3 separate regions of the Mus musculus genome follow, and all the other regions are linked to region 3. The links are chromatin loops, found by intact Hi-C in ENCODE. Cell type or tissue: left cerebral cortex. All regions are shown on one strand.

What was found. Hi-C counts contacts between places; a loop is a spot of excess contacts. Peaks named below come from ENCODE experiments on the same cell type or tissue, not always from the same donor. Only the 100,000 strongest peaks of a DNase experiment are listed, where the experiment ranks them.
Region 1: a loop joins it to region 3, with 4 times the contacts of the local background. A loop is called at or near these places in 17 of 42 quality-filtered maps.
Region 2: a loop joins it to region 3, with 2.9 times the contacts of the local background. A loop is called at or near these places in 10 of 42 quality-filtered maps.

What each region holds. Positions count from the first base shown.
Region 1 is chr12:26,319,584-26,327,583 of GRCm38, forward strand. It overlaps Rnf144a (ring finger protein 144A), which reads right to left. Exons shown (of 10, transcript NM_001081977.2): 5 at 7,920-8,000; 6 at 7,695-7,755; 7 at 1,369-1,576. Among named protein-coding and RNA genes, the nearest start is that of 4930549C15Rik, 23 kb to the right of the region's middle. In left cerebral cortex, no CTCF peak of the experiment used is centred here; DNase peaks (open chromatin) are centred at 4,326 and 4,551; H3K27ac peaks cover 674 bases.
Region 2 is chr12:26,341,734-26,349,733 of GRCm38, forward strand. All of the region lies in intron 3 of Rnf144a (ring finger protein 144A), which reads right to left. It overlaps 4930549C15Rik (RIKEN cDNA 4930549C15 gene), which reads left to right and starts at 4,977. Exons shown (of 5, transcript NR_130981.1): 1 at 4,977-5,177. In left cerebral cortex, no CTCF peak of the experiment used is centred here; a DNase peak (open chromatin) is centred at 3,318.
Region 3 is chr12:26,412,203-26,420,202 of GRCm38, forward strand. It overlaps Rnf144a (ring finger protein 144A), which reads right to left and starts at 3,060. Exons shown (of 10, transcript NM_001081977.2): 1 at 2,899-3,060. Mir6538 (microRNA 6538) reads right to left here and starts at 2,808; the gene lies at 2,699-2,808. In left cerebral cortex, CTCF peaks have their summits at 3,127 (motif pointing left) and 3,332; DNase peaks (open chromatin) are centred at 373, 842, 1,969, 2,395 and 3 more places; H3K4me3 peaks cover 3,045 bases; H3K27ac peaks cover 2,553 bases.

The DNA of each region.
Region 1 (8,000 bases), 93 kb before region 3:
GCATGATAGGCAGGCAGTCTCATTTCCAGCTCTGGTAAAGTTTTATAATTAGAAAAATGCATGGGCTGGCAACCTCCTCAGGCCTACTAGGAAGGCTCCTCACTCCTGTCCTTCCTGTTCAGAGGCAGGACTCACTCACTCACTTTCTAAGGATTACACTTAGAGACAAAACACTGGACCATTCTCCTGGTAGATGCTTATCTGCTTCTGCTCGCCTCTCCCTAAAAAACCTCTATTGACCACTTTTAATCAAGCCAAGCAAGTACGTTTCTTCTTAGAGTCTAGAAGTTTCTACGACCCTACATCTAAATCAAATGCTGGTATCAAATGCCTGATGTATGCCAGGTCAAATGTCAAGCATGCAGGATCCCCTAACAGCAGAAGCATCAGTCAGTCATGGGAAGATGTGACCTACAACACAGTAAGTCCTGGACGGTGATCAATGCATCTAAGCTGCAGTAGGGAAACACAGGATGTAGTCACCAATACTACCCTGGGGAAAAAGATGACAGAATGGGTAGGGAACCCATGCAAAGGGTGGTGAGGAGGAACATGGTGGACCTGAAGACCTAGAGACCAAGGGAGAGAGGACAGTGCTATGCTGGGAGAGCAACAGAGGATCTGTGGCTGGGGCATGGCTGAGGTACCTTCCTGAGGATGGGAAAACAAAAGAAATCAGGGACCAGGTGGGGAGGACCCCATTTGGGTAGGGGGTGAGCAGCCACGAGTGTGTGATCACCAGGACCACAGCCACTTTGCCCAGCTGAGCTACATGATAGCACACATTTTATTGTGGGGAAATACCCCTGATATAACCAGTTGGTTATGGTTCACTCTATTCAATTCATCCATAAAGTCCACCTGGGAAAAGAGCTGGGCTATCTGACTAGGAGAAGCAAGAGGAAAGAAATACAGCAGTCTTTTGCCATATTCCAATAGACTCAGCATTTTAGAAAGACGTGGGGCTCTTGGCTTCAGGTACCTGTGGACGTACTAGTGACCTTGCTTGTCCCCAGCGCCTACTATGCTTAGTGGTCTTACTCCTGCACTCCCATTTCAGACCACCTTCAACAGAGGGTAGCTGTGGAAAACTTGCAGGTTCCAGAGGAATTAATCTGGGTGCGCAGTCCAGTGTGGTTCTATCATTTCACTCAGGGAGGGTGGTTCTTAGACATCTTTATATATCCAGGGTCTTGTGTCTTACTTTAGGAGGTAGGGTGTTTTCTGAGTTCAAAGTATTTATAGCCACATGTTCTCAAGTGATACTTTCAGGAAGGCAGCCTACTTCTTCTGCTGGCCCCCACTCCCAGTCCCCAGCCCTCAGCTCCAAGCCCATTCTTTGTACCATACATGGCTCCTATACAGTACCTGGTCTCTCCGGGAAGGAATGTGATGGGCATGGTCTCTGGGCAGCCTTGGCCAGGGTGCCAGCGGGCTTTGCAAGCAGAGCAGAATTCCATGTCACAGGCTTTGCACTGTACCAGCTGCGGGGTCTGCAGCCCTATGTCCTGGAGTTGGCACACGGCCTGGCAGGTGGATGCTGGGCACCACGTCCGACAAGGGTCAAAGAGCACCTCTAGCACAATGAGACAGAAGGCAAAAATCAGATTCAGGATGCCATGGGCATCGCAGAGGGTGAGCATGGATTCAGGATGTCATGGGCACCAGGGAGGGTGAGCATGGAGACCCTCTGGGGCCTGCCCATGCAGTCAGAATGCAGGGCATCTAGGTGACCCAGCCAGACACCCCCCAGACAATTGCTCCTTTACTGCTCCTGTGTTCATCCAACTCCTTGCAAACCCCTTGCAGCTTTTTACTCTAGTACCTGGTGTGCCCAGGGCTCCTTCAGCTGCCATCTTAACCTCCAGTTCCATTACTTTCTGGAGAAATACTAGCCCAGCCCAGCTCCCCTGAGCGTCAACATTACCAGATCTTTGTCTGCAACCTGCCCACTGGTTCCCCCACCACAAGCAGTCCACATTTCCTGGAGTCAGGTGAGAACCTTTTCTTTTACCACCCAGTGCCAGGGGTGTACATAGTCAGTTGCAAATAGTTGTTGAATGGTGAAAAGAAGGAAAGAAAGAAGGAAGGAAGAGAAGGAGGGAGGGAGGGAGGGATGAGGGAGGGAGGGAGGGAGGGAGGGAGGGAGGAAGGAAGGAAGGAAGGAAGGAAGGAAGGAAGGAAGGAAGGAAGGAAGGAAGGAAGGTAGTTGGTATTGCATTAGTCTTCTTGCCTTACTACATTTTAGGGAGGCATACAAAACCGTGGTTTTTGCAATGACATTTCCAGACCTAGGTGTCTAATTTTGTTCTCAATTAGTCTTCTACTAGGATGGTTCACATACCCAAGGCAGATTCTCTTGCCAAGCCTGACCCCCTAACTACTGGGTAAAACTAGAAATTTGTCTTCTATGCTGAATAAGCCCAAGTTACTGCAAAGCCTGACTTGATGGGGTTGGTCAGGGAATTTAGTTTAAAAACAGGATATGGTGGCACTCCCCCTCCTTCACATCTTGGTCCAAACCCTGCATTTATAATTCGTCCTGAGCTGCCCTCCCTCCATAGTGAGCCAGCAGGCCATCTCCATTTCCCTCTTCTCTAGTGGACTTTGAACTTTCACCAGGTGTGGTAGGAGACACAAACAGGAGGCTAATAGCCGGGACCATGGCAGGCCATCGAATTACAGGACCATCTCCACAAACCTGCACAAGCTGCTTGCCCTCAGCTTTGCACTCAGGCTGTTCTTGAGAAGCAATCTGGGGAGCAGTGACTTTTGCTGAGAGAACGTGCTTGCTTGCAAACCCCCGGTCCTGTGCCCGGTAGCCTGACATGGTTGTAGTTCAGCCAGTCCAAAGGCAGGCGTTCCACCTAATGGGACACCCAGCAGACTGAGGGTGCAGAGGGCTGTAATGATCATCATTGACTGTCAACTACAGAGGAGAGTTGATCACCTACGATACAAGCCTCTGGCAACACAATTCCACAGACTGGAGCCCTGGACTGGATAAAAAGGAGCAATCAAGCTAAGAAGAGTTATTCAGTACTTTCTGCTTCCTGGCTGAGGATGCAATGTGACCAGCTACCCCACGTTCCTGCCACCATGGTTTCCCTACTTATATAACTTATAGAATGAATGTATAACTTCCAACTGAGCCAAATAAGCCCTCACTTACAGGGCCTCACACTGCAGAGTCCTGACCTCATACACATGTGTGTGCCTTTCTGTGGGTTTCATGTTGCTCCAATTATAGAGGACCATTCTGATCAGTGTTGGAGGAGCAAGCCTGTCAGGTGTGAGATCAGCAATGGTCGTATCTACTTGTGTGAAGGCAGGCCAAGCTCTGTAAGGGGCAAGGTAGGGATTATTTACATTGTTATAGACCATGTGATTTTTGGTTTTCTATGACATCTGCTTTGTTTGCTGCTGGGTTAAGAGCAGACAAACCAACCTACAAATGAAGGTTCTGGGGAAACCTTAATTATAGCAGCTGGGAGCTGGAGATGGGCTGGCCTACCAGACATGGCTGGCGGACTCTTAACCCAAGGTTACTAACTACTCTTTATTTATTAAGAAGTGTTCATCAAAAGCATAAAGGGATCTTGTTGCTATGACAGCAAGGGCCTGAGACGATGTATGTGACACTCTAGAACTGAGAACTGCACTCCACATTGACTGGACTTCATACAATACTGTAAAACATTTGAGGTGCTCCTGACACTCAACAAACAAACAGTAGCTACTGTCCAACTTGGGTGTCAACGTTTGCTATCTGAAGAAAGGTTATGGCCAGTAAACATGTAAATACATATAGAACTGGAGAAGTGTTGCCCAGGAAGCTTGAGGTGTTGAAAGCTCCTTGAAACTTCACAGCCCTCAGATATGTGCTGAGAGAAATCCCCAGCGAGCACCCACAGCCCAAGGACCCCCAGCATTCTCTCTTCTAGCAGCCCTTCCCCTTCCACACACACCAACTTTCAAATTCACCTCTCTACGTACACATGTTGGGGGAGTTAGCCTGGCCCCACACCAGATATTCATACTCCATCTGCATAGCTACTGAATGATGTTCTGGGGAGAGGGAGACATGGGCACTTGGCATGCTGAATGTGTGAATGACCATAGGCTTCTGGCCTTATGCTTACTCATTCTGTAGGTGAACCTTGCTGGAGTAGGCTTTCTGTCTCAGACCCTTGGAGTCCTTATGTCCTGCCTCTTGCCTGCTGACTTTCCCTCTGCTCTGGAAGCCCCAGACATTAGTTGGGGTAGGGTTCTCTTCACACACTTCCTGACATGTGCTATCACCCTTGACAACAGTAAGTGAGTCTACCTTGTTCCTTTATCACAGAAGGCCCCACTCTGCTGTGGCATGGAAATGAGGCCTAGGGAAGGTTTCCATGGTAACAACTCCAAGAACATGACTGTTTTACTCAGGGCAATGATATGACCCTACCTATCACCACGGAAAGATTCCCAGCAGACAAGGTGAAGTGATTTGTCTCTAAGTGGACTACAAGCATCCACCTTCTGCTGAGGCCCATCACGCCTGGCTATGCAGCAGCTCCAACCCCTGGCAGGAATCTATTAATATGCTCATTGTCCTTCTCACTGCTCAGTTCTGCCAGCTGTGCACACAAGCAAGGGGCATCCATAACAAAGCCCACAGAAAGCAGCATTCTTGTGTTTCTCTCAGAACATAGAGATGTGTCCCTCAGCTTTCCTGACGCCAGCGTCTATTAATAACACATGATCCGTGCTACATCTCACATAGTGGATTATATCTACTGTATACGTGCATGCATGTTCATAAGATATGTTTACATGTAGCAAACTATACCTTCTAGGGAAGCAAAAGCATCAAGTCAGAACTCTACTCTGCCAGAGGCATACTAGTCATGCAGAGGTGTTCTTGAGGAGGCTGGGGTTAACACAGATTTCCTATGGACCTTCAGTGAAGCAGAGTCCAACCACTGTTTACAAAGGTGGTTTACATTTTAAAGACAGATGGTAGGCTAAAGTATCCTGAGGGACTAGTACCCAACACAGCCTCATGTGTTCCCTGTTGCCGTGTTGTTCCATCTGCCCAGAGCCCTGGTCCTTGTCTGTGGTGGTGAGTAAACCCATGCTGGGAAGACAGAGCAAATTGAGGACTCTTGGTAGGGAATGGAAACATACCTGGTCCTTTTATTAATCATTCTGAAAAGGGTTTTCTTTTAGTAAACAAGATGGTGTAGTTGAGATACAGCGTGCTTCCAGACAGACATGGGAAGAAATGCATGTAGCCTTCCATGGCACACAGACAGACACTGCAGGGCAGGCATGCACAAGAGAATGCTTCATGGACATCTCTCCAGAGCCTTTCCTCATCCAGGTATCAGAGTAATAGGCCGAGTGGGAGAGAAGGTTCCAGAAAGCAGAAGCAGTAACTAAGAACCCTCGGTGCCTCCAGATGGTCAAAGACTTCAGGGGAGAGGTCAGTCAAGACACCTGGCTGTATGTGTGGCAGGGGCCTAAGTAAAGAACCTTTTGCAGCTAAAACGAACTCTAGGACTTCTCTGTAACTACCTGTTAGAAAATCATCTAAATGAGTTTCTTCCTAAGGTGTCCTCCACTGACTAAATTTTGAAGGAATGAAGCAAGTCAAAGTTGGCTTTGAGATCACAGCTCTAGGTTAGTCCAAGGTGCTGGCTGGAGCAGACAGGTGTGTCTTAGGTCCCACAAGGCCATCTGGCCAGCACTTCTGTGGTATTAAGTCCAAATCCTCTCTAAATATCACTCGATGTAAGGCTGCTGAAATGTTTTCTAGTGAGAGTTTTCAGTATTTTTCTAACCTTAGTTAAGGTGATTCATTTCTTATTCAAGAGCCAGAAACTTTTAGACTCAGCCAAAGTACTGGGAGGGAAAAGAAAGCTTAAAATTATTTGATAGGAAAATCTACCAAGCTTCACTTTGGAATTAAACCTCATGTCACAGAAAGTTCATCTCCCTGGGATCTAAATGACCTCCAGTTTCTGTTAAGATCCTCTGAAAATGAGTTGAAAAGAGTCTGAGATTCTCAGAGATCCAAATGAATCAATTTTACAGCCCCTCATTCTGTCTTTAATGCTGCATGACAGTATATTTACGGTAAGCTGTCCCAAAGAGAATGATGGGCGCCATCTAAAGAAACAAACCATGGACAGCAAATTCTGAAGCCATTAAAGATCCTTATTGACCTGTTGAGAATTTTATTTCATCTAATTTTATGAGCATGTATGTAGCTTGTATGTTTGTCTGCATGGATGTATATGGCCCTCATGCATGTGGTGCTCACAGAGGCCAGAGAAAGGGTGTCAGACCTTGCACTGGAGTTATACATGATTGCAAGCCACCACCCGGATGCTGGGAACCTAAGCAGAGTCCTGTTGAAAAACAGCTATAAGTGTTCTGAACCTTTGAGCCTTCTCTCCACTGCCCTGGTTGATCTTTGAAGTTGTCCATATGTACACATGTACATATAAAATACAGGTATACATAAAAGTGTGCGTATATTATATTTTAAGAAAATTGGAGATTATCTTTAGCATTTCTCCTATTTTCTTTTTAAGCTTGATACCCTGGAGTGTCCACAGCCCCTTGTCACAGGTGTATCCTGCTCCGAATTTTGCATTTCCATGTAAGCACATCACCTTGGGATGTGGCTCAGAAGGAGACCTCTGGTACAGGCTCACAGTGTCTAGGGAGAGGGGATATGGTCACAGGAGCTTCCACTGCACTGTCAATCAGAGCAGTTACTGGATGCCTTCACAGAGGCTCTGCAGCAGAAGCCACCTGCATCGCAGTCTCTGATCTGCTCTTTGCAGGGGACCTCAAGTCTCTGAAATCGGAGGAAAAGGGTTCTGTAGGTTCTTTCAAATACCATTTCATGAGTGCAGAACACCTGAGAGAGCAAAGATGGAAAGTTCCCCAGGCATCCAACATGTCTCAAGCTTAGCAATGTAACCATCAAAGTTAGTCCTCCTCTCATTCCACTCCACACACCTATTTCTCTGTCTTCACCAAGACTGCATCTAGTAGGAAGGTCTGTGAAGGGCCCAGCAGAAGGGGAGGAGTTGGCCCTCAGAGATGAGTGTGTGGCCAGACTCCTACTGGAATTTAGAAACCAGGGAAGTCACCCAATAGCCATAGGGAAGGGCACCGTGGACCTTGGTATATCAGGCCTGTGATACTCACTGAGGACCAAGACTCATTTACTCATGAGCACAGCTAGCTAAGCCTGCAAGGCGCAGTGGGACAGAGCAGGTTGAATGTAGATTCAGTGTTCTACAGTGGTACCTGCAAGGAGTACCCAGCTTGGGGACCTCCTCCCAGGCCTTTGGGTTTTTTCAATGCAGGAGAAATCTAAAAGTTTCCAAAACCAATAAACCCAAGCCTGGCTGAAGAACAACGTGAACCAGGGATCTCTTTAAGCCACCACGAAGCCCCAATCCCTGTATATACACAGTGTCTCCCAGGTCCCTCCTGGTGCCAAATAGATCACATACCCAGGCCACCAGACTCTGAGCATCTCAGAGGATTTCACACCAACATTATCCCAGAGGTGCAATATTTCACTCCCACCAAATCAGGTTCACTCATCTCTCCCAAAAGAAGGCTTCATAAAAGTTATCCACCTTCTGTTGTAGGATTCAAAGGCGGATACACAGCAGGCCACCTACCTCTTTCAAATTGTAGCTTTTTATATCTCTGCATTATTTCTGCGGCAACCATACACTCAATCTGAAAGGGGAAAAAAAATAAGACTTCAGGTAATGATGGTGATACTGAGAGGTCTAGAACATAATACAACATCAGGCCAAGCAGAAGAACACAGCATCCTGATAAGCCAGACACAGCCAAGCAGACACAGACAACCAAACCATGTGCTCCCTCCCTGAATGTACCTCATTCTCCTGAAGGTGGCCCTGTTTGGGACAGGCAGCATCCGGGCAGCTAATTGCAGTTTCTAGCCCTTCTTTGATCAA
Region 2 (8,000 bases), 70 kb before region 3:
GGGACACTAGCATTCTGCTACCCTGTACAGTCCCTGCACATGAGGAATTGCAGAGTGACAAGAGAGATAATGCTAGCTTGGTAAGCAAGAGTCATTAACACATGTCAGGTGAAACAACTTGCTCCTGTGTGCTCATACAGGGCATATCCATATAACTCCAAATTTATTATCCAAATGACAATGAACCCCAACATGGGTTTTTAAGGTCCTAAGAACAAGGCCATGGTTTGCTGGTTGGCTGGTTGGTTGATAGTTCTATGCATCTTTTCCTGTTTATATCTCTAATTTTTGTCAAATATATACATTACACTCTACAAAGTGACTATATTTCGGTTGAAAATGGTTACTAGTCCTAAAGGGTTCACAAGCCTAAAGACACTCAGTCAAGCCGAAGGCTGATAGGGCTTCAAACTCAAGATTGGAAACGTCCCCAGGGAGCTGTCTCTGCTAAGTGATTTCTTGATCCTGGAGGGTAGAATATGGGGAACAGTTGTTGCTGATGATGTCATACAGACACGGGGTCGGTAGTTTGCAGGGCACTGTGCCAGGGATAGGAGGAAGGGATCCAATGGGGCTGGTTTCAATAATCTGCCACATAGTTAGGTAATGTTGGAAGGCCAAGGGAACCATCAACTGTTTCTCTCTGTAAAACCCATGGACAGTCACTGCACATGCTGAATTGCAGAGGTTGAAGGCAGATGATGCCAGCTTGGTAAGCAAGAGTCATTAAAACCTGTCAGGTGAGAGAACTTGCTAAACAACCCCATTAAGGCTGCAAGGGGAAGAAAAGACATCTGCAGGGCAGAGATAGGCCCAAAGCAACTTCCAGAACATCCAGTACAACAGCGGGGACTTTTGTAAGATGTAGACACCAAAACCTTGTTTGGTTATGAGCTGTTCAAGATGGCCAAAGATGGGACAGCAGCCTATAGTGGGTTACACAGTGCAGAAAAGTCGGGCTTAACTGAATCCACACAGTCCTGAGTCCTCAAACACTCTCCATAGGCTCTGGCCTGTGCAAGAGCAATTTCCTGCTTCCTCAACAGCCTCTGTCTCAGGCCACTGCTCTGTCCCATCTTACTCATTCCCAAGACTTGTCTCCCCCCAACTTCAGCACCCCACTCCCCTTCCTGTTTACAGTCTCCCTTGGAGCAGCTGGAGGATTTGACCTGTATGGCTTCCTTTCTCCCCTTCCATGCTTTCCGCTTGACCCCCTAGACAATGAGTCAGCCCCTGCCCTTACCTCTGTCCCCACTCTGCACCTGCCCTTCACCACAAGCAACTTCAAAAGCAGGACAGATTCGCATTTCATTTGCCACTTCTGTATTCTGTTTCTTATGAAGTACATAGTGTTTTAACTATGGCCAAAACTATGCTTCCAACAATGACAACAACAACAAGACATGGAAGAAAAATGTCTATATTGTGTGAGAGTCCACCAGGGCCTTCTCTCTCTCTCTCTCTCTCTCTCTCTCTCTCTCTCTCTCTCTCTCTCTCTCACACACACACACACACACACACACACAGGATGGCCTAAATATGGTTCTGCAAGCACTGTACAGCTGCAGACTTACAATAGGGATTTGCTAAGGGACTCACAATGCACTATTAAAAAAAAAAAAGGTCTTTGTTTTCCTAATGTGAATGTCAAGTCCTGGGAAACAACCAACTATTTTAAGGGCGTCTGGTCAACTATAATCATGAGTCAAGCAATTCAAAATGTTTGTGGGGCAAGATATTTATTAAGCCCAACTGAAGATACACAGAGGGTTATACACTCGTAGGAGAGGATTGAAGTCAAGGACAAGAAAAAGTTGAAGGAGAGAAAATGTCTAACCATTGAAGACATTTAGCACATGAATAGGAAGCTGGCAGGGTTATCTGCCAGAATCATCTCATCTCAATGCTCTTCCCCCCAAACATCTTCAATACAAAGCTAGGGAAGGGAGGGGAAGGACATCATTGTCTTCCCTCAACTCATGACCAAGTTAACTCTAACAAGCCCCTGCTCTCCAGAGTCCTACCTATGTTTCTTCCCAATCAAGCTCCTTTGCCATCCTCCTTTCTTCTCTAAACTCCAGTTTCTTGTGCTGAGCTTCTGTGCCCAGTGATCTATGGAATCCCTCTGAAATCTCAAAGTCGTTGGCTATCTCCTCTTTTCTCAGTTGTGTGGCCCATCGCTTCCTCTTACTCTCTGGAACTGCAGCAGCAGCAGACACAGTCCTGGATAACCTGTTAGATCCATCTGACAGGAGCTACAATCCCTAATAGACATGCTCTGGGCAGGCTGTGAGTGATTAACTAATTTAGGTTAATAGGGTAGGAAGATCTTAACTGTGAGCAGCACCACTCCATGAACTCTGGTTCTGGACTTGATATAAAGGACAGAGTATCAGCATCCACCCTGCTTCCCCGACTGTGGATGCAATATGACTCAGGTTCCTTTGCCATGCCTTCACCACCATCAAAGGTTGCATCCTCAAACTGTGAACCAAAAGACACACTTTCTTCTTTAAATGGCTTTTGTCAGGTATTTTGTTAAAACAAGACAGGTCTCGCCGGGCATGGTGGCACACGCCTTTAATCCCAGCACTTGGGAGGCAGAAGCAGGTGGATTTCTGAGTTCGAGGTCAGCCTGGTCTACAAAGTGAGTTAGTTCCAGGACAGCCAGGGCTATACAGATAAACCCTGTCTCGAAAAACAAAACAAAACAAAACAAAACAAAACAAAACAAAAAACAAAAACAAGACAGGTAACGAATATAACCTGTTAGTTTGCAATTTCCAACCCACCCAGACCTACTAAACCAGAAACTCAGGAATGCAGCCACAGAAGGCAGTGCCTACACACTAGTTAGCGTCCTTTCATGCTGGAGTCCCCACTCATATCCACATGACTCAAGGTCCTCAAAGGTTCAAGATTCCAGGTACGGAGCTAAATTATGCAGAGGAATTTTCAACCATTCTGAAGTCTATTATACCTGTCAGTTTTTTCTCCTTACCTTCAAGTGAGATTACGCAATGGTCAGTGTTGTGATCCATCCTTCTAGACATCCATGGGCAGGTAGTCCATAATTATAATAATCAAAGATAGAAGAGACAATGGGAGCTGTGGAGATGGCTCAGTGGGTAAGAGCATGTGTGTGAGGATTCGGGAATGGAATCCCCAACACCTATGTAAAAGGCTGTGTTCACCTGTAACCCCAGCATTGATGCTGGGGGTACACTGGGGCTTACAGCCAGCCTCTGTTAGAAAAGCAGGAACTAAAACAGCTACATAAATTCTAATGTGTGAAAGAAGCCAGCTTGCAGAGCAGAAGCCCTTCCTTTTAGTGGCATCTTCTAAAGAACAGAGCATGCCTGACCTACTAAGGGTGGGGGAGGAGTACAAAAGACAATATACTGCCACCAGGCTGGATACTTAGGGGATACTTTTCTTTGCTCACTAGGGAAACCCATTCTTAGGGGTGCTTTTTTCTTTCTTTGTGTTTTGTTTGGTTTCTAGACAGTTTCTCTGTGTAGTCCTGTCTGTCGTGGAGCTAGCTCTGTAGACCAGGCTGGTCTGGAGTTCAGAGATCCACCCTTCTGCATCCTAAGAGCTGGGATTAAAGGTGTGTGCCACCACCACCTGACATGTTTCTTTTTTCCTTAATAAGATGATTCTTTTCCATGCTTAACATAAATAGCAATACTTTCTCTCAGTCTCTTTTCCCAGAATCTTTTCTTAAAGTCTAATAACATTGTCCTTTGCTTCCTCTTGAGTCCATTACTAATTTATCTTATTAATGAGGCTAAGAACCCCAAAATGGAAACTTAGCTTCCCTGGTAACCATCCTGGTCATAAAATGAGGAACTCTTGCTTCAGTAAGAGACTCTGACTCAAGGGAATGGGATGGGGAATGACAGATCAGGATAATATCAGGATACCCCATAGTCCCCTGTGGCCGCTGCATGTGAGCCCACAAGCCTGTGGCTACTCAAGACACCTGATAATCCTTCTCAGTCATCACTTTTCCATGCTTAACATAAATAGCAATACTTTCTCTGCACTGACTTCAAGGCATCCCTGTGGGTAGGAGGCTGAAGCTAATCTAATTGAGGCAAAGACACTAGAACTCCTGGGATAAGAGAATAGCACTGGAGGTTTAAGTAGGAACCCATGCTTAGAATACTATAGATGCAGATGGAAAACACAGCTCAGCAGTGTGCTGGTACACACACTGGTTAGTATGTGTGCACATGCGCCTTCCTTGCACGTCAGCTGCGAGGACGCAGAAGGCATGGACTCTGCATAGAATGCATGCCATGCCCAGATCATCAGTCCAATAAAGTGCTCCAGTTTAAGGAACCAGAACGCACAAGACAAATGGCTGATTCTAGCAGGGTCAATTAGGGTTCTTGAGGAGCACGGAAAACCCCACATCCCACAGAGCAAGGATATGCTCAAAGCAATCCACTCTCATTGGCAGTGTGCAAAGACACCCACAAGTTGAGAGATTGTGCCACGATCTGAATACCCTGAGCAGGGTATGCACTGTGACCCCCAAATACAAAAGCACTGCCCTTGCGCCCATCAAGAAACAAAACAAAAAAACAAAAGAGATTGAACAGTTAAGTAACTGACTGGAACTTGACACAAATTTCAAGCTAGTCACAAGAGTTTGCACCAGCAATGCCAGTGTTCTGGAAGCAGAGTCAGGAGGGCAGTGACTTCCAGAATAGGCTTGGCTACACAGGGAAACTCTGTCTCAAAATAAAAAAGAGAAAAGACACATATCTTGTGTGAGAAAGTTCTGCTGGCCTCTGTAGCTACTTCCCCCGGGGAGATGGAGCCCAACTCAGACTCTAGGGTGGGCTGCACACAGGGACTGTCTGTCCAGGTGCAGAGAGAGGAGGCTGCCAGGGTGATGTCACACTGTGTCTGGTGGAGGCACACTGTGGGTGTCACAGTAGTCAGGCCGGGTGACAGTGTGCACCCTTGACTAGGCTGGGTGAGATTGACACTTCAGGCTGTGGTCTACTCCATAAACCTGCAACACCCAGTCTTATGGTGGGAAGAATAGCAGGCAAATAGTGATTCAGGAATGTCCTAAAGAATGCTGGACAACGATCCTCAAGATTGCCAGGATTCAAATTTTCTTGAAATCATCCAAATATGTATGACACTGATCTTGGAAGGTAAGGTGGAATTCTGGGTAAAAATAAAGGAAGTCTGATCAAAGTAAAAGTTTTAGTGAGGAATGCATAAGCTTGTTGACCATAAAGAGCCAGTATGTCACCAGAGGAGCTCTGTGTATGTTTGTACATGTTCATGTGTGTGTGTGTGTGTGTGTGTGTGTGTGTGTGTGTGTGTGTTTGTGTGTGTGTGCGCGTGCGTGTTGAGGCACTCTCTGGTCTACCTGTGACCTTTTCCTACCTCTAAATCCAAACCTACAAATCCCAACCTAAGTCTCACCAGTGAATTTTATTTTTAAAAGCCTCCTCACCCCCAGGAAATGTAGGCTCAAAAGAAAAGGATGACATTTTAAGCTAAGGTTTTCCCAAGATACTACTAAATTCTAAAAAATACCTAAAGAAAGTTTACAGACATCCCAGTGAATTCATAATGACCTCATTCATTAAGGGTTTGACATGCTAAATAAGTAATATATGATAAATCTAAGAAGGCCCTATGTTGGGGATCAATTGGGTCATGAATTCCTTTCTATAGGAAGACAGCTCAGCAATATGGCTTTGCACCATAAAGGCCATTCCTAAATTAAGATGTTGCCATAGGAGGACCAGGCAGACAGCGGAGCAAAGGACAAAGAGGGAGCCTACTACTTGTCTATCTTGTAACATGGCTGGGGGGGGGCGGGGGGGTTGGACAGAGACCACTCACTCAAAGATCAGCAGGTGTCAGGGAGCTTCACAGAAGCTTTAGGGGTTCACACCTTTAATACACACCTGTCCAGATGAGAGTGCAGGCCAGGCATTAGGAACTCTAGGACAGGAACAGCAGTCATGACTGAACACTGAGATGTGTAGGGGGCTGGATGGGGTATAGACTGATACACAGACACAGAACCGTAGGCAGGGTGGCTTCACAGCTTTTCACCCCATACTTCCCCTCCACTTGAGTGCTCAGAGATTCACAATTACATCATCAGCACCACAGAAAGAAATGTCCACATGGTTGTCCAAATTGTTTCCAGAGCTCTTGCTGCCCACAGGTGAAAACAATCAAACAAACAACCAAAAACAAAGTCACAGACACACATAGGAGAAATTCTGCTGAGACCATCTTTGGGGAAATGTTCAATATCAACCTGAGGCTCCAGCAGACCATCTTGAAGAAGTTTCAGAGTGGCTGATCTTGCTTCAGATCCAAAGATTGAGAAACTCACAGATTAGGAAAACACACCTCTGAATGCATCTATGAGAGTGATTTCAGGGCAGATTAAACCATGGAAATTCTGATCCACTTGTATATTCAAAATGTAAACAGACCAATTGGAGATGGTGGCACATGGCTGGAAAGAGTGGATCACTATAGCGTGTCCCCAGCCAGTGAAAATTATCTAGATAAACCTCAGGATACACAATTTTAAAAGTACAATAATAAATCTCATCAAAGAATTCAAGGAGGTTAAAGACACAAACTCAATAAAATTAAGGAAAAATAACATCTACGTTCTCTCCAATCACATGCACCACATCCCCAGAAAAAATCCATAAAGCTAAAAAATAAATAGGACAAAGACGTCTTGAGAATGGAATTCAGTAAGAAGAAAGAAACATTGAATATATAAAATTAGAGAGAGAGAGATAGAGCGAGAGAGAGACAGACATGAGGGAGAAAAATCTTCAGTCAATGGCATAGACCAGATCTTCAAAAAGATCACAGAAGAAAACTTTCCTAGACTAAGGGAAGACACAGACAGCCATACAGATACAAAAAGGACACAGAACACCAAACAGATAACACCAGAGAAGAAAATCCCCATGATATATCACTTAAAACACTTTTTTATACAGAATGGAAGAAAGTATATTTGTCCTAGTTAGAGTTGTTGTTGCTCTGATGAAACACCATGACCAAACACAACTTGGGGAGGAAATGATTTATTTGGCTTATACTTCCCCAGCACCTTTCATCATCAAAGAAAGTCAGGACAGAAACTCAAACAGGACAGGAACTTGGAAGAAAGAGCCGATGCAGAGGCCATGGAAAGGTGCTGCAACTGGCTTGTTCCCCCTGGCTTGCTCAGACTACTTTCTTATAGAACCAGGACCACCAGCCCAGGGATAGCACCACCCACAATGGGCTGGGCTCTCCCATATCAATCACTAATTAAGAAAATGTTCTACAGGTTTGCCTGTAGTGTGGTCTTATGAAGACATGTTTAATTGAGGCTCCCTTTTCACTAATGACTCTAGCTTGTGTCAAATTGACGTAAACTAGTCAGTACAGTATTGAAAGCTACAAGAGAAAAAAATACAAGTACCATATAAAGAAAAACCCATCACAGTAACAGGTGATTTCTCTATAAAGCCAAAAAATACCTTTCAAGTCCTAAAATACTATGACACCCAGCCTAGACTAATGTACCCAGCAAAACTATCTACAAAATAATTGAAGGAAAAAGAAATACCACCAAATGAACAGCCTAAAAAAATTATACTCAACAAACCAAATGTAAGGAAAATACAGGAAGCCATAATTAGAGAGGGGAGAGGGAGAGAAATACAGAAGATGGGAGGAATGTAAAATACCAGTAGAATGTCTGAAAATGTCATAAAGAATCATAACAGTTCACTGTTTACCTTAAAAAAACCCTATAACACGTGTGTATATAAATATTTACACATAGTTTAAATTAAAATTACTGATCCTTGATGATTATGTTCCCTCCAAGAGCACAAATCATTAAACCACCAACACCAGGCATGAGAAGCCTTCTTGAGTTGTTGGTAAGAGTAGCCCAAGAGACTTCCAAAACATTACACTATTGCTGCTGC
Region 3 (8,000 bases):
TGCTCCTGGACCTAGGAGAACATCTGGGCCAATGCTTTACAGCCATCCCCGGGGAACTGCAGGCATCCAGGCAAGCAGATGCTTGCCAAGGTCAGACAGCTGGGTGGGATCCCGGCTGGGAACAAATGCCCCGCAGACGTGTGAACAGGGCTTCAATTAATTTCTCCAGCTAATTAAGAAGAAGTATCCATGTGTATCGGCGATTGGGAAACCCTCCCAAGAAAAGAAGGCTAGTCTCAAATAACTTATCCAGGCTAGAAAGAATGAAAGGCACCTTCCACAAAGACCCAGGAGAAGTACAGCAATCCACCTTCCAAAGACGAGTCCACTCCACACAGTCTCAATATGGGAACATCCCACGTGGGTAGGGCTACTGCTAAGTCAAATAGACATTCTCCCAGTCAGCTAAAGATCATGGGCTCTCAGGAGAGCATTCACACCCCTGACTTATTCCAAGAAGCAAAAAGGGAAAGGGTCACTGATACTCAGGACAGATCCACCATGTGGTCTGGGCACCTGATTGCTTCTCTTCAGCTACAGTGTCCTCATGGTCATACAGGAGGGCTGAGGACCCACCTATAGCCATGCCTCTCGGTGGCTCAGGACAGGCTCCAGCAGCTCTCTCTCTCTCTCTCTCCCTCTTTGCCACTATAGAAAGAGGCCTCTAGGAGATGTTTGAACAAAAGGAGGCAGCAAGGCCAAGTTAGGAACCACAGTGGAAAAAACAGCATTCTCAGTCAGGCAACGTGGCTCCTGGCTTGGGGCCCTACGGCTGCAAGCAGGACAGCGCATTAGCTCTGAACATGGGCAGCACTGGGAAAACAGTGTGTGGTATCTTTTCCAAGTCTCAAGCCACAATAAGGCCCCAGGAGAAGCCACGTAGTCTAGGAACAGTTTGGAAACAGGCACTGTAAGCTTGCAAGCGGAGTTTTAAAAGACACTTGTAAAGTACTAACATGCAACTGTCCAGAGCTTCCGCTGGCTGGTGGCCTGTGGACTCTCCTTTTCACCCGTGTTTTCTTTCAGGAATTTATCTTTCAGTAATTCCCCCTTGACGGGGGTGAGAGGCATTGACGTGAGAACTTAGAACATCTTTAGAAAAATGAAGTCCAGGGGCTGGAGATGAAGCACAGGAGAGTATTCGCCTAGCATTCATATACACAAAGCCCTGTGTTCAAACCTCAATTATACATAAACTGATTATAGCGGTCCGTCCCATTCACTCCAATACTCCATTGGCGCAAACTGCAGAAATTTAAGGTCATGTTCAGCTCCCTAGGGAGTTAGTTCCAGGCCAGCCTGGGCTAGGGAGCCTACAAAAACTCACTTGGAAAAAAACTAAAGAGGAGTGTATATATCAAAATGTTAACTCCAGAATTCAAATTGTGCTGGGTCCAGAAAATGCTGAATTAGATGCACCCATTTTCCCAGAAGGGTCAGTTGGACCCCTGGAAAGTAAAATGGGTGTGTATGGCAAAGGGTGGTGTCTGACTTAAAACCCGACCGGGGGCACCTGGCCCTTTAACACTGCTATAGCCACCCTGAAGCATGAAGTACTTACTGTTTGTAGTCCTCCTGCAAGACCACCCATGAGTCCCACTCAACAGAGGCCAAGTCCAGAGTCTCCACCTGCAATTCAAAACCCCCTCCAGATATACTTCCCTAGCAGTCTTTAAAATGTAATAAGAGCAAAACTGTGGAAGACACTGGAAAAAGTAGTCCAGACCAATGGTATGGCTGAAGAGGAGCGAAACTTTGGCTCTTTGGGAGCCAAGGAGGCAACCCCGTGGGAACGGTTCTTCACACTCTGCATTCCTTTGCTGGTGCTTTTTCCCCCACCCTGGCTACGCCCCACTGGTCATCTGATTCCACATCCCTCCTTTAGAAAGGCCCCTGTCTCTGCTCTCTCATCGGAGGGCACACTGACCACCTTTCCTTCTGTCTGCTACTGTGTTTATGTGCGTCTCTTAGCCGTCTAAACTACTACCCTGGCCGGGGTCATTGAGAAGGACCTGTCTCCCAGACACCACGCCTGGAAGGCCCTTCCTTCCTAGAACTGTCCTAAGCAAGATTGGACTGTCCTTCTAATCCTAGGACACAGGAACCCTGGGAAGGTTTCCCAGAGCCTTGTCTAGCTCTCCTTGTTACTTGGCCTTTGACCCTGTACCAAGCAGGCTGTAGGACTGTTCAAAATAAGTATACTTTAAAGTATTCTCTGAAAAAAAGAGACCAAAACAAGAACTAGAGCAAACTTTAAGTGCGACCACCAGAGACCCGCCTAGGGTGAAGAAGTCGCCTCTTCCCGCGCAACGGCGGCGGCCAGGAAGCCTTCAGTTTTAGCAGGAGGAGCGATACAATCTCTGAGCTCCACGGATGGTGTAGAAAACCGGGAGCAATGCGGAGCACGGGATACGAGAGTCCTGAGGGGACTTCCTTGGGCAAGAGGGGTACAAGGGACACGGAGACTCCTGGGCCAGAGGCTAGCAGAGGACCATGCCCACGGCCAGGCGCGGCTAAGCACTGCGGGGTACTCGCGACTGCCACTGGCCAGAACGGACCCGACCTTCCCCACGCCCTCGCTCTGCCCATGTCCAGGTCACGGCGGGAGTCCACCCAAGGCCTGCAGACGGCCGCCCACCCGGGCCACTCCAGCAAAGCACACCCCGCGCCTGCGGCTGGAGACTTCTCCGTGGCGCGCGATCCCCAAGTGCAAGCGGCCAGGAGGACGCGGCCGTCACCCAGCGGAATCCCGGAGCATAGTCCCCATCGCCGCCCCGGAGCCCGCGGGGTCCCCGCCCGGCAGCACGGGTTAGGGGGCCGAAACCAGCCCCGCACAGCCTTATCCCGCGCGGCCCGCTCGGGCGATGCCGACACAAAGGGGACGCGCGCGTCACCCACCTGGTCCCGCGCGGTCCGGGCTCCCGCTCGGCCTCTTTGCGCGTGGCTGTGATGGCCCCGCCCGGTGCCGGCTCGCGGGTGCCGCTGCCCCGTCAGCCTCCCGCGTGCAGCCCGCCCCGCAGCGCAGCGCCCTTTATGCCTCCCCGCCCTGCGCCCTGAGAACTGCGCGCGGGGTCGACGGGGCGCGAGCGCGCACTAAGCGCGGGCGCGGGAGGCAGAGCCAGTTTGCACGCCAGCGCCCCCTGCCGTTCAGAGGTGCCTTAATGTCCATGCACCAGGACCAGGCGAGCAGCCCCCAGCAATGCCAAAGGGAGGGCCCAGATCAGTTGGGGGGTGGGGGTGGCGGGACAAGGGGGCAATGAGTCCTCCTGAAGTTGGACCCCTGTTTTCAATACTAGAAGAACGAGTGCCAACAGCTAGAAAGAAACGAGTGAAAAATCCCGACCCTACCAGTCAGAAGCTGGAAATCTCACTCAGTGAAGTATCTGGGACCCTCTAGAGTAGTCTGTCTATGCAAATTACAGCAAGTCTCTGGACTTGCCAGAACCTGCCCGACAGCTATCCTGCCTGTGAGTAGTTTACCATGAATACTATGAAAGAATCATCTTTTCACCCTAACTTCTGATAATGCAAATGAATGAGAAGAGTCCTCAACCTGCTTGGACCTGAGGCTGAGGCTCTGTGCATATATATGAAGCACAAGCCAAAGCATTTCGTTTCTTTCCCTTAGAGCCTAAGATCCACCAGTGGATGGGAATTCCCATAAGTTATTATCTTGCAATCCCTCTGGTAGGTCCTGGAAGTTCATGTCAAACGTGCAAAAATGGGTGAACCTTTTGAGTATGTATTAAGGCTAGAATGAAATGTTCCCACAGGCATGTGTTCTGAACGCTTGGTCTGCATCTGGTAAAGATATTTCTGAGAGGCTCTGGGAATGTCAGGAGGTGGGAGTTAACTAGGGAAGGCCCTTGGGGGGATCCAAGACACACACACACACACACATACACACACACACCACACTTGTGTGCGTTCTCTCTCTCTCTCTCTCTCTCTCTCTCTCTCTCTCTCTCTCTCTCTCTCTCTCTCTCTCTCTCTCTCTCTCCTAAGATGTTCTGCTCAAGCACTTTGGGTCCAAACAGCTGTGGACTGCGTTCTTTGGCTGGGGGACTGGAGAGCCTCCATTTGCTAACTCAACTTCTCTAGTTTTCCCCTAGAGAATTAAAACAGGATTAAAAGCTCTGTACCATCTACCGTCTGCTGCTACATTCCCAGGTGCATATTTGTGTTTATACATGTGTATGTGAGTGCAAGCCAAAAGTCAATGCTGGGGTGTTCACCTCTTTTTCTCTACTGTATATTCTGAACCTAAACCCCTTTAATTCATGCAGACCTGTTGGCCAGCAAGTTCCAGGAGACCTTCTGCCTCTACCCCAACCCCCATTATCCAGTGCTAGGATGCTGAGCATGCACCACATCTGTATTCTTACATGGATGCTGGTTATTAAACTCAGGTCCTCAGGCCTGCATGGCAAGCACTGTAGTGACCAAGCTGTCTCCCCAGCCCCTCATCCGATACCATCACCAGTTACTGGGCTGAATGTTTCAAATCTTCAAAGACACACACTTGATAGATACCGTGCCTCACACAAATAAGCCTAGCATTCTGAGGGCTGAGCTAGGAGGATTGCAAAGTCAAGGCCAGCCTGGACTAGATAAGTGAGAGCCTATGTCCAATAGGCAAAAGCCAAAACAAAACAAGGACACACGTGGCCTCCTAGAGCTTTGGCTTGCATCAGACTCTGTATAAATGCCTTTGTTCAAGAAAGCACACAGTGTGAAGAATCCTAACAACAGCACTTTGTTGCTTCGGCCTCTCACTGAAAGATAGAAATAGTTTTGCCTGAAGGCCTGAGCTCTGAGAGAAATGTTTTCACACCTCCCCAGGCCTGGTTGGGGAGCAAAGTTATGAATGAAGGATTGAGAGTCTGCTGGGGGAGGGGGGCTGGAAGCTCACAGCAAGTGGAAGACTTGCAGCTTGACTGAGGCTTCCCGTGTTGTCCATGACACAAAGGACTGGTAACACACTGCCTATGAATCTCTGTGGGTAGGTGAAAAATCCACCCCCATCAAAATGCATAGATGACACCTCCCAGACCTTACGTGCTAACCTGTGCATCGTCACACCAGTGACCTGACGGGCTGGCTAATGCTATGTAACTATTCCTGGGGAGATGGTCTGAGTCCACTACACAGGCACTGAAATCCAGATTTGCAGCAGACCACACAGCGAGCGCACTTCCAGGTTTATCTATGAAGCCTGTCGAATCTGCCGTTGCTTTCCACCCTCCACCCGTACCCAGGATCTATTTACCTTGTTTTTATGTGGATTATGGTACTTACCATGCTCCCGGTGTTGGGTATTTACTCTGGAGCTTAGATCACCGCTCTTCAGGATGTCTTTCTGTGAGATCCCACACAGAGCCGGAGAGTAATAAGTGCTCAATAATGAATGAAGCTGACTCCTCTGAGCCTCTCAACAGCTAATGCCATTCTCTCCAGAAAGCTGCCTGGCTCTCAAAGCCATTCCACCCTGACCGGGCTCCTCAGTCCAGCTCTTGCCTGAAGAAGACTGACTATCCCCCTGCAAGGTGGTCACTTCAAGCCTGTTTGAAAGACCTTACTGTTAGGAAGGACCTTATTGTGCTGAGGATGTACGGTTCACTGTCTCACTGGGCATGTATCTTATGATCAGCCACAGTGGGAAGTGCGGGCCCAGGGAAAGTGGGCCCGAGTCCTGGTACCCATGTAAATGCTCTAGACACTGAAACGAGGCAAAGCCACTGGGAAATTTTCTCCCTGATAAAATTAAAGGAAACTTAAAATTGTGACTTACAGTTAAAGAAAAGAAGAAGAAAAATAGTGCAACTTGTTTAAACTCCCACTTGCACACTCTAAGTCTAGGATGCACATCCTTTCGGGTTTTTTTGTTTTTTTGGTTGGTTGGTTGGTTTTGTTCCCCCTGCCCCATTAGGGACAGTCTAACTCTGTAGCCAGGATGCACTGGAACTCAAAATCTAGCCCAGGCTTCTCTCAAATTCATGAGTCTCCTGCCTCAGCGTAATGTTGTAATTTTTATTTAAATCCAATTCTCTGTTTCTAGAGAAGAGTGCAAAGTCGAGTGTCTTTCCTCTTTAAGCTTCTCTTTAGGGAAACCCAGGATCCTGAGGGACTTAGTGTTTCTGGAGACATGGGATATAACCTTCCACACGTGGCCCGTCTCTGCCTATTAATCTCATTCTGGAAGTCACTCGAAAACAAGGGCACTTTCTGCAGTGTGCACTGTCTCAGGTGAGACAAGCAGCCTACCAGGGCACAACCTCAGGAAGGAAGAAGGTTACCAAAACTCTCAGGCCATCCATCTGGGTGGGGTTCCTGCCCACACCCACATCTTCTACACCAGAGACTTCCTCTTTTTCTGTTTTGAGATCTCAAGAAAGTCTACCAATGTCCAAATGTCAAAATGGAGGACATTCAATGTGGTACAAGTAAATTGTCAGTTTCTCCACTGCAGCTGTTTAGCCACACTCAGGTAGGTGTACTGATCTGTGTCTTCCCCGAGCCTGAAGAAGTTTGTGTAAAATCCAACTATGAGTAGCTCAAAGTGTGGGCATGTTGCAAAGAGGGTGATTGCAGGTGGTATTTGTTAAGATGCAATCTAGGCAGAATTCCCAGAGACCTCATCCATTATGACTATTCTCCTTGGGAAACAGGGAAATCAGGGCACAGGTACACACTTGTACAGGGTTGGTGTACTGGCTAGTTTTGTGTCAACTTGACACAGCTGGAGTTATCACAGAGAAAGGAGCTTCAGTTGAGGAAATGCCTCCATGAGATCCAACTGTAAGGCATTTCCTCAATTAGTGATCAAGGGGGAAAGGCCCCTTGTGGGTGGTGCCATCTTTGGGCTGGTAGTCTTGGGTTCTATAAGAGAGCAAGCTGAGCAAGCCAGGGGAAGCAAGCCAGTAAAGAACATCCCTCCATGGCCTCTACATCAGCTCCTGCTTCCTGACCTGCTTGAGTTCCAGTCCTGACTTCTTTGGTGATGAACAGCAGCATGGAAGTGTAAGCCAAATAAACCCTTTCCTCCCCAACTTGCTTCTTGGTCATGATGTTTGTGCAGGAATAGAAACCCCGACTAAGACAGTTGGTAACACTGTGAGTTTGGGGTGGGAGGCCCTTCTGTAAAATAATACATATCAAAGATGAGGTGGGTAAACTACCAGAGGACTGGGAGAGCCTAGAGCAGTTACTTGTTCACTGTCTCAGCAGCCAGCCCCATCCATATCTGAACCTCAGACATCCAGACACGATTATAACAAACCAGGTGTCAACTTGCCTGGGCTATGGGATGTTCATGAAGCCATGTGTCTGAAAATGCTGAGAGACTGACCCTGGAACCATAGACTAGCTGGAACTAGTAGACATGCCCATCCAAGGAGCATGGTCCAACCCACCGAAGGCAGAAAGAGAACAGAAAGTGAGCACAGGGCAGTTTGCTCTTTGCTGGCATGGGGTTCTCTCCTGTCTTCCATGTAGGAGTTCCTGGCTCTTGATCTTAAGACTCCAGAATCACTCTGCCTGTCCCCCATTATCCATACAACTTCATCCTGATTCTCAGGCCTGTGGGCTCAGACTGACTCTCACCAGTGGCTTCTTAGGTGGCAGTTCTCAACCTGCAAAGGTGTCAAAAGACTCCTTCACAAGGAAGGCGTATCAGATATCCTGCATATCAGATGTTTACATTATTATCTATTCATAACAGTAGCAAAAGTACAGTTTAAAGTAGCGATGAAATAATTTTATGGTTTGGAGTCACCACAACATGAGGAAGTGTATTTAAGGGTTACAGCATTAGGAGAAATTTGAGAAGCACTGTTCTAAGGTATCTTGCTGGCCTGTAGAAGACCATGGGAGTCTTGTTCTTTATAATCACAGGTACCAATTCCAATGTACCCACTAGATCTTGGACCTCTAAATGATACACTTACATAGATACATATGGACTTTTATTCTATAGTATATGTGTAGATAATGCACAGAAT